Linked DNA regions of Mus musculus: regions 2 and 3 are each linked to region 1. The links are chromatin loops, found by intact Hi-C in ENCODE. Cell type or tissue: left cerebral cortex. All regions are shown on one strand. Region 1 has its middle 1.3 kb from the start of Lcor. Region 2 holds the start of Tm9sf3 (transmembrane 9 superfamily member 3). Region 3 overlaps Pik3ap1 (phosphoinositide-3-kinase adaptor protein 1).

What was found. Hi-C counts contacts between places; a loop is a spot of excess contacts. Peaks named below come from ENCODE experiments on the same cell type or tissue, not always from the same donor. Only the 100,000 strongest peaks of a DNase experiment are listed, where the experiment ranks them.
Region 2: a loop joins it to region 1, with 7 times the contacts of the local background. A loop is called at or near these places in 5 of 42 quality-filtered maps.
Region 3: a loop joins it to region 1, with 6 times the contacts of the local background. A loop is called at or near these places in 17 of 42 quality-filtered maps.

What each region holds. Positions count from the first base shown.
Region 1 is chr19:41,480,164-41,482,663 of GRCm38, forward strand. No RefSeq gene overlaps it. Among named protein-coding and RNA genes, the nearest start is that of Lcor, 1.3 kb to the right of the region's middle. In left cerebral cortex, CTCF peaks have their summits at 968 and 2,077; DNase peaks (open chromatin) are centred at 1,055 and 2,169; H3K4me3 peaks cover 855 bases; H3K27ac peaks cover 723 bases.
Region 2 is chr19:41,262,459-41,264,958 of GRCm38, forward strand. It overlaps Tm9sf3 (transmembrane 9 superfamily member 3), which reads right to left and starts at 1,546. Exons shown (of 15, transcript NM_133352.2): 1 at 1,301-1,546. The coding sequence starts at 1,396. In left cerebral cortex, no CTCF peak of the experiment used is centred here; DNase peaks (open chromatin) are centred at 973, 1,630 and 2,028; H3K4me3 peaks cover 2,414 bases; H3K27ac peaks cover 1,854 bases.
Region 3 is chr19:41,316,739-41,319,238 of GRCm38, forward strand. The region is part of intron 8 of Pik3ap1 (phosphoinositide-3-kinase adaptor protein 1); the gene reads right to left. Among named protein-coding and RNA genes, the nearest start is that of Gm52406, 35 kb to the left of the region's middle. In left cerebral cortex, CTCF peaks have their summits at 1,071 (motif pointing right) and 1,282; a DNase peak (open chromatin) is centred at 1,072.

The DNA of each region.
Region 1 (2,500 bases):
TTGCAGTCCTCCAGATGTGCAGCTAGATCTGTCAGCTAGGGTGCCTGTCCCAAAGCTTCTACAACATTTACAAATCAGGGCCACCAGCTGAGGGAGGACCAAGAGTTCAAACACATGAGTCTGTGGGAGACATTCACACTCAAACCATAACAACCTGTACACTGGGAAGGATGGCAGAGCAAAACCTACTTCACATTCCGAAGAGGCAAAGTCTCAAGGACTAAACAAAACCACTATTCTTCATCATCATCATCATCATCATCATCATCATTACAGTCTAGCATATTGTCTTTCAAAAAAGCATCATGAAGAGTCAATTATAGGTTGGTTCTCTACTTTAAATAAATGAAGTAGAAGCAGAGGTTCACAGTGGAGCAGCGGACATAGCATTAAGTTCAGAATTGGAAACTTGTCTCTGGGTTTGTGCCTGCTTCTACTGACCCCACACCTTCTGTTATTCAATCTGACTTGTCTGGGCTTCTGGCTGAAAGGAACAAGAATGCTTGTTTCCACTTTGAATTAATCTCTGAGATCCCTTAGAAATCTCTGAATCTGTATGGTTGAGACTTCAAGGGTTCTCGACTTGTGGGTTGTGACCCTGCTGGCAAGCCTCTATCTCCAAAAATATTTACATTACGATTCATAACAGTGGCAAAATTAGTTATGATGAAGCAACAAAATAATTGTATGGTTGGGGGTCACCACAGCCTGAGGAATTGTACTAAAGGTTCGCAGCATTAGGAAGGTTGAGAACCACTGTTCCAAGAGGTTATGTTGAGAAACTATTTCCCTTGACTTGTTTTAAAACATATGGATCCTGATTTGAAAAGTATATTATTAACTACTTTTAACTTGTACATTGCTCACTTATTAAAAACAACAAAATGTTTTATGAAACACTTTCTCCAACCATCACAGAAAGTTGCTTAAAATCTACAAGATTGAAACCCACCACCTAGTGGTGAGGAAAGGAATTTCACGCTAGAGATAGGGAACGGGATGGTTTCTCCCAGCTAGCGGTCATTTCCCTTTGATCTTCTCCCCACCTAACCCAGGGTAGTAATAACCACACAGAAACTCAACGAAGTCTGACCTAAGACTTTATTTGCCAGGGGTCTTGCTTTGAGACACGGTCTCATTATGTTGCCCAGGCTGGCCTGGCATTTGCAATCCTGCCTCTCAGCCCACCGAACTGTTGCTATTACCAGGTGTGCACCATCGTGGTCGGCTGATGGTGTAGTAGTCTAAAGCGATGAAACAGTGCGGGCTTTGAGAATTGTGGAAATCTAATTGGCTCTGAGATGGAAGGTGCCTACTACCCGTAATCTTACTCCTATCCAGGAGACCCACCAAGTCATTCTTAGGGGCAGTTACCCCCGTTCCCACGCCAGAGCGCCCTCCCTTCAAAGACCCAGACTTGATACACATCAGTGGAATCCTTGAGGTCAAGTGATGATTTTGTTTTACCTACAGAAATACTTACATTTAAATATTTAGAAGGAATGCACTCTCAAATTCTAAGGGTGAGGAAGAGGCCACCTAGCTTGTATTGGTAAGTAGCCATTTCCGTTTTTTTCATTTCCTATTTCCTCCTTGCTCTTTCTCCTCTCTTTCAAATAAATCAAGTAATTAATAGTGTGATGTTTAAACAAAACAAGGCTCCCTGTGCAAGGTGGTTTAATTATCCCAGAAGGCACCTGGAAATCCTTTCTCATCAAAATGTTCTGAGTCCTTTCCTGAACTACGGATCTGGGCGTATATTTCCCAACATATTCTTAAGCTGTTGTTTGAAAGTTTGAAATTCATTTTCTACTAGCACATTTTTTTTTCTCAGCTCTCTTAAGACTTTCAACTATGATCAGTCTTGCTAGTAAGAGATCCCCTAGGCTTTTTATTTGACTTAAAACCCTTTTCTTTTTTTTTTTTTTTTAAATTGGGGCTTATGAATACCGGCGAAGCATTTCGATAACTTAAAACTTAAAATTATCCACTTCACCTTTGCAAACCTCGGGGCTCAATGCCTCCAAGGGCATCCGGGCATTTATTCCTATTTCTGCTCTTGCACGGCGCCCCCGTGGGAGGAGCCGTTTCGACCGAGAAGTTGCGAGAAGCAATGGTGCGGAACTTGCAACAGTTGGTGCGGGCCGATAGGCAGGTAGGAAGTGATAGATGGGACTAGTTTAAAACCCAAAAGCCCCGGGGAGGGCCGGGGCCACCGTGGCCTGCCTGGAGAGCGAGGGCGGCGCGGGGACCGAGCGCCGGCGTAGAAAGACGCCGTTCCGGGCGGGGCGGGGGGACTGGACGTGGGACGCAGAGCTGGTGCGCGGGGACGCCGGGCGGGCGGGCGGGCGGGAGGAGGAGCGGGCCGCCACGGGGCCACGGGGAGGTGAGCGCAGCCTTGCCCCCGCGCCGCCCCCGGCGGGAGGCGCGACGCCCAGGCCACGGGTGCGTGCGCGGCCCCGGGCGACGCGGCTGGGCGTGCGCGGGGCCGCGGCGGAGG
Region 2 (2,500 bases), 220 kb before region 1:
ATTTCTGTCTATATGGTCGATCTAAAACTAACAACAAGTTCCAGATTTTACATGGAAACTCAACTGTTAAAAAAAAAAAAAAAAGGCAAATACTATTTAAACTACTATACTTGCTGAAATTTAAAGGAAACCAAAAATATCTTAGAGAAAATTCACAAGTGTCGCAGAAAAAAAGTTACTGATTCAACGTTTCTCTGGAAAAAAAAACTCGCATACACATGCAATTAGATTCTAGCAGTGACTGAAAATACAACAGCCTAATTTAGAGTTTTTAATTGGCTAATCAAAACAAAGTTTTGTTCACTACAAACAAAATCTAACGTCTGCCCCTTAAAAGCAGCGTACTCCCATTTTGTCACCGATCAGCTACAGCCAAACGTTCTCCACATATTTTAAATTTAGTAAATACACAACTACTCGGGCAAAAAAAAAAAAATCACAATACAGATAAAAACCTTGAAACAATCTCCAATTTGCCAAGCAATCTTCTAGGTTTATCAGACTTTCCACACTTCCCCGCGTCTACCATTCTGAATAAAAAAATAAATAAGTGAATTCCACAGCGTTACAGCTCTAGGTGAAAGTCACTCCAAGAGTCATTAATAGGCGAGCTTTGATGTGAAGATACAATTAAATAAACCGCCAATCAACTTCAGGCCAAAAGCAAAAGTGAGTGGGGGTGTGGCCTGAGGGCTGGGTGACACAAGGGCAGAGCTGTCCCAGTTAGGGACCGACCACCCGAACAGGGCGTCCTCTGGGCACTCACGGAGCGCGGAGAAAGTTGCAAGGGAGTCCTGGGGACCGAGTGCGTGCAGGGTGAAGACGTGTCCGCGTGTAAACCGTTCACACCTCCACTTCCCTAAAGCTGTCCCCACCCCACGGTTTAAATCCGGTTCGGGCGAGAGGGAGAGAGAAGGGTAGGAAGAGGCCGGAGCCCTGCGCGAAGCGATGGGTATTTCCTGGTTGGCAAGCGCCTGGATCACCACGCATCCATCCTCCGCCGTGCTGTGTGCACAGCGTCCAGTTTCCCGGGTCCAGAGCCCGCTCCGGGCCGATCCCCGGGCAGCAGCCCCGAGAGGCGGAGCTGCGGAGCAAGGCCCAGGCAGCCCCGAGTGCTCGGAAATGCCTCCTCCCAGCTCCCGCGGATCCGGCCCCGCCATGCCCGACCGGAAGGAGCGCTCGGGCGGCCGCGGGGCTGCACCGGGCCCCCCGGGCCTTCGGACCACGCCGGGTCTGGCGGGGCGGCAGGCTTGGGAGCGGGGCTGGGGCGGGGGCGGCCGCGCGGCTCGCTTCGCCTCACCGTGTGTTCGTGCTCGTCAGACCGAGCCCGGGGCAGCAGCAGCAACAACAACGCGGCGGCCGCCGCCACGCCAGGAGCGCCCGGCAGCGGCCTCATCCTCCGCGCTCCCACAGGCCGGGCGCCGGCCCACCGACTCCTCCTCCGCCGCCGCCGCCGATTCACATCCACCGGGCGCGGACAGACGCACGGGGCCCGGGCACAGCCGCTGCCTCCGCCGCCGTCACCGCCCGCTCCGCGCCGCCCCCGCCCCCCGGCCTCCGAGCCTCTTCCTCTGACTCAGCCACGTCATCCGGCCACCCCGGCACACGCCGGAAGTCCTCCCGACGCGGGGCCGCAACCGTCGCCGGCCGTGGGGCGCCGGCGCGCGCAGGCCGCGGGGTTGAAGGGTTCCGAGTCGCCGCTGCTGTGCTGCTTGCTCAGCCTCGGCCTGGACCTGGGCCTGGGCCCTTGCGCGCCCGGCTGCGGGCGGGCTGGGGTGACATCGGCTCAGGCGCCTAGCTCGCCACGGCGTGCGTGAACACCCCTTCCCTCTAACCTCGGGCTCCGCAAGCTTCTTTATGGACGATGATTATTAAACTTGGACAGGGTCGGTTGGGTGTTTAAACATCACCGTGTACTGTTTATAGACTTCTATGCAATCAAGAGATCTGGGCTAAGTTGACATTCTTGTTCATCTGCCTACGTATTGTTTTTCTCAGCCTCAATCATAAATGTGTCCGGAAGTTCCTCAGCACTCCAATCACTTGATCTCATATTCTGTATCTGAGCCGGTAGTAATAAGGAGCTAAGTTTGGTATCTTACTCTTGTAAGCCCCAGCATTCGGGAAGCTGGACTGATTGTTGTTTATTGCATACTTGCTTGGGTTACAGCGTGAGACAAAAGAAGAAAAGAAAACAAAACGAAATAATCGGGTCATAGCGGTGCAGGCATGTAATCCCGGCACCAGGACCGCAGAGGCAGAATTGCAGAAAGATTGGAGCCAACCTTATCTACAGGCTCAGTACCAAGCCTGCCAGGCTACGTAGCAAGGCCCCATCTCAAACCAAAACGTACTACGGACTCAGAAATGATCAGAAGGACACTTCTCTAAATGTGGGACTTAGAGGAAGATTGTCTCATCCATCCGTATCAGGCAGGTTTTGGTATTTGGTCGTGTAATACCTCACAGCCAATATTCTATACCACCATACTGTGCAGAA
Region 3 (2,500 bases), 160 kb before region 1:
AGGGTGAGGCTGGCTGTTGGTGGTAGAGAATTTTATCTCATTAACTAACCCTACAACATCTAATCCAGTGTTTTCACCAAGCAGGGAGAGGTCAGGAAGCACCCAGTGTCCTGACCTGACCCCTAGATGGTACAGATCTGACCTGGTACCCAGAACTAATGCCTCTGTTGTAGTTCCAAGCTCTGCTCAACAGAATCTTCTCAAACGGGTCACCAAGGGGATGTCTGAGCCTCTGCAGCTGCAGGAAGGGAAGATTTCTGGACAAAAATAATGTCGATGGGGTATGGGACATGTCTCCAAAGCCCACCCATAACTGGACAATTTTGCCTAGAGTGAGACCTGCAGTGTTGGCTGCAAGGTCTTTCACAGCGTCCAGCTGTGCCCCCCGGCTCAGATGGAACCTGGCTCTTAGCAGGGACTGTAAAATCAGAGAGCTCGTGCAAAAGAAACCACAAAGTAGAGTTGACCTGCCACAAGACCACGGTTACTACTAGGGAATTGCTGAGGGAAGCCAGTAAGATGGTTGTGGCCAAGGCAGTGCGCACTGCCACTTGCAAACCTCGGCTGGGGCAGATCCCAGAAAGGTCAGGGGTCAAAAGAAAAGTTTTATTCTAGACAACAGAAAGCCACTCTAGGATTGCAGCGACACCTGTGAGTTAGAAGTTCCTAGCAGCGTGATGCTGTACCTTATGCCACGTAGACAAAGGTGAGACTCTGAGATGTGTAAGTAAGCAAAGCTATAACGCAGCAGCGGGTTACCCTGGAAACAGACTGGACAAGGGCCTCCAGGCACTAGCTCCCCAGGTTTCCAGAGCAGAGGCATTGATTGGGTGATGCTGACAAAAGAAAAGAAAGACTCCCATCACAGGACGTGAGGACCATAACCCATCCTCAAAGGCAAGGATGGAGGCACAACAAGCAAGCATGTTAGGGGCAGGTGCCTCGATTTTTATCCAGTGATTGAGCTGTTTTATCTTAAACAAAGACAGTTCTTACACAGCGAAGGTGTGCAAGTGGATGGTTTGAAACTCCAGATCAGAAGCAGCAAAACGGAAGACCTGGAGGCAGAGACACACAGTCACCGCCTGGTGGCAGCATATCTAAGCTAAAGACTGAGAGTGTGAAAGGGTGTGTGTGTGGTGGTGGTGGGGGGGGGGGTGTGCACTAAGGGTGTGTGACAACACGTTGGTGGAGGTGGGGGCTGTTGCTCAGGGAGCTAAGGGAGTGGAACAGAGCCATAATCCCCAGGTCAGACCTCCAGTTTTTCCTCTTAGCTCCCCTTCATTAAACACTGAGAGCTCCTCTGTGACCTTCCTACACAGTGGTTGTCTGAGGCTCCCTTTGGGGAAGAACTCATTTTTCCCAACGCTAATCAATAAAAGGACATATTTGTCCCAACAACAGTCACGGGCTCATACTAAAGCCTCCGGTGAACCAATAGTCTGAGTAAGTGGTGAGTGACTTTCCCTAAAACACTGATTTTAAGCCTCTAAGAGTTACCATTAGGAATGACAATAAAGGTGTGCATTGACACACCTGGCTATTCAGACATACAGAAGCAGCTCCCGAGGCATGTCCGCCCCAAGGGCAGCAAACACAACCCCAGAAGGACAGGTTAGGGGGTCCTTTACCCTACTGTGGTGGCAGACAGACTTTCCTCTAGGACCTGAAGACTCAGATTCCTGAGCCAGTTTTCTCCTGATAGACTTAGGGATGTCACTAACTCTTGGACCATGTAGTTTACTCCCTGTAAAGCAGAGGCTCGTGTGGTTTGGTTCTGTGGTTGCTGGGTTCGACCTGGGGAATAATCCCTTCTCTGCTGGTCCAGAAGGATGGCCAGGTAAGACCGAACAGATAAGAGCAGCCATCCCACTTCTGGGGAAGGCAAATGTGTGGGCATCACCATGTTAGCGCAGCATCTGAGATGGGTCTGCTTGCCCTCTGTCCTGCTTCTTCTAGAACGAAACTGTCATCTCACCCGGGCAGTCACTGTGGGTGAAATGAGTGAATCTTCCCAGGCCCGAGTGGCTGCATCTTCTGAACCAGCAGGGAAGAGATCAAGGGAGGAGATCATTCCTGGGTTAGACCCAGTAACCACAGACACAGAAACAACCCAGAGCACGCCAACTGTCAGAAACTTCAGAGATTATATGATCTGGCAAACTAAAACTGTCATCACTTCATTCTCTACCCAAACAGTAGCTGTGCCCTACAACCTACAGCCTGCCTCTTTCCCGGTAACCTCCGTGGGTCTGTGACATCCAGACCCTCCTGACCCTGAGCGACTTTACAGGTTGCCTTCCAGTCACAACGAGTCTGGTCCCATAGCATCCCCTGAAGCACTAGTGAGCATGGGAGCCCTTTGGGAGGCCTGCAATACGATGGGGAAAATTCATATTTTGGAGGAGGGGGAACAGCATGCATGAAGACTGTCAACAGACACTGTCAGTAAGCAAGGAATTCATTGTTCAACAGCCCCCAGGCTAGGGAATGGGCCAGG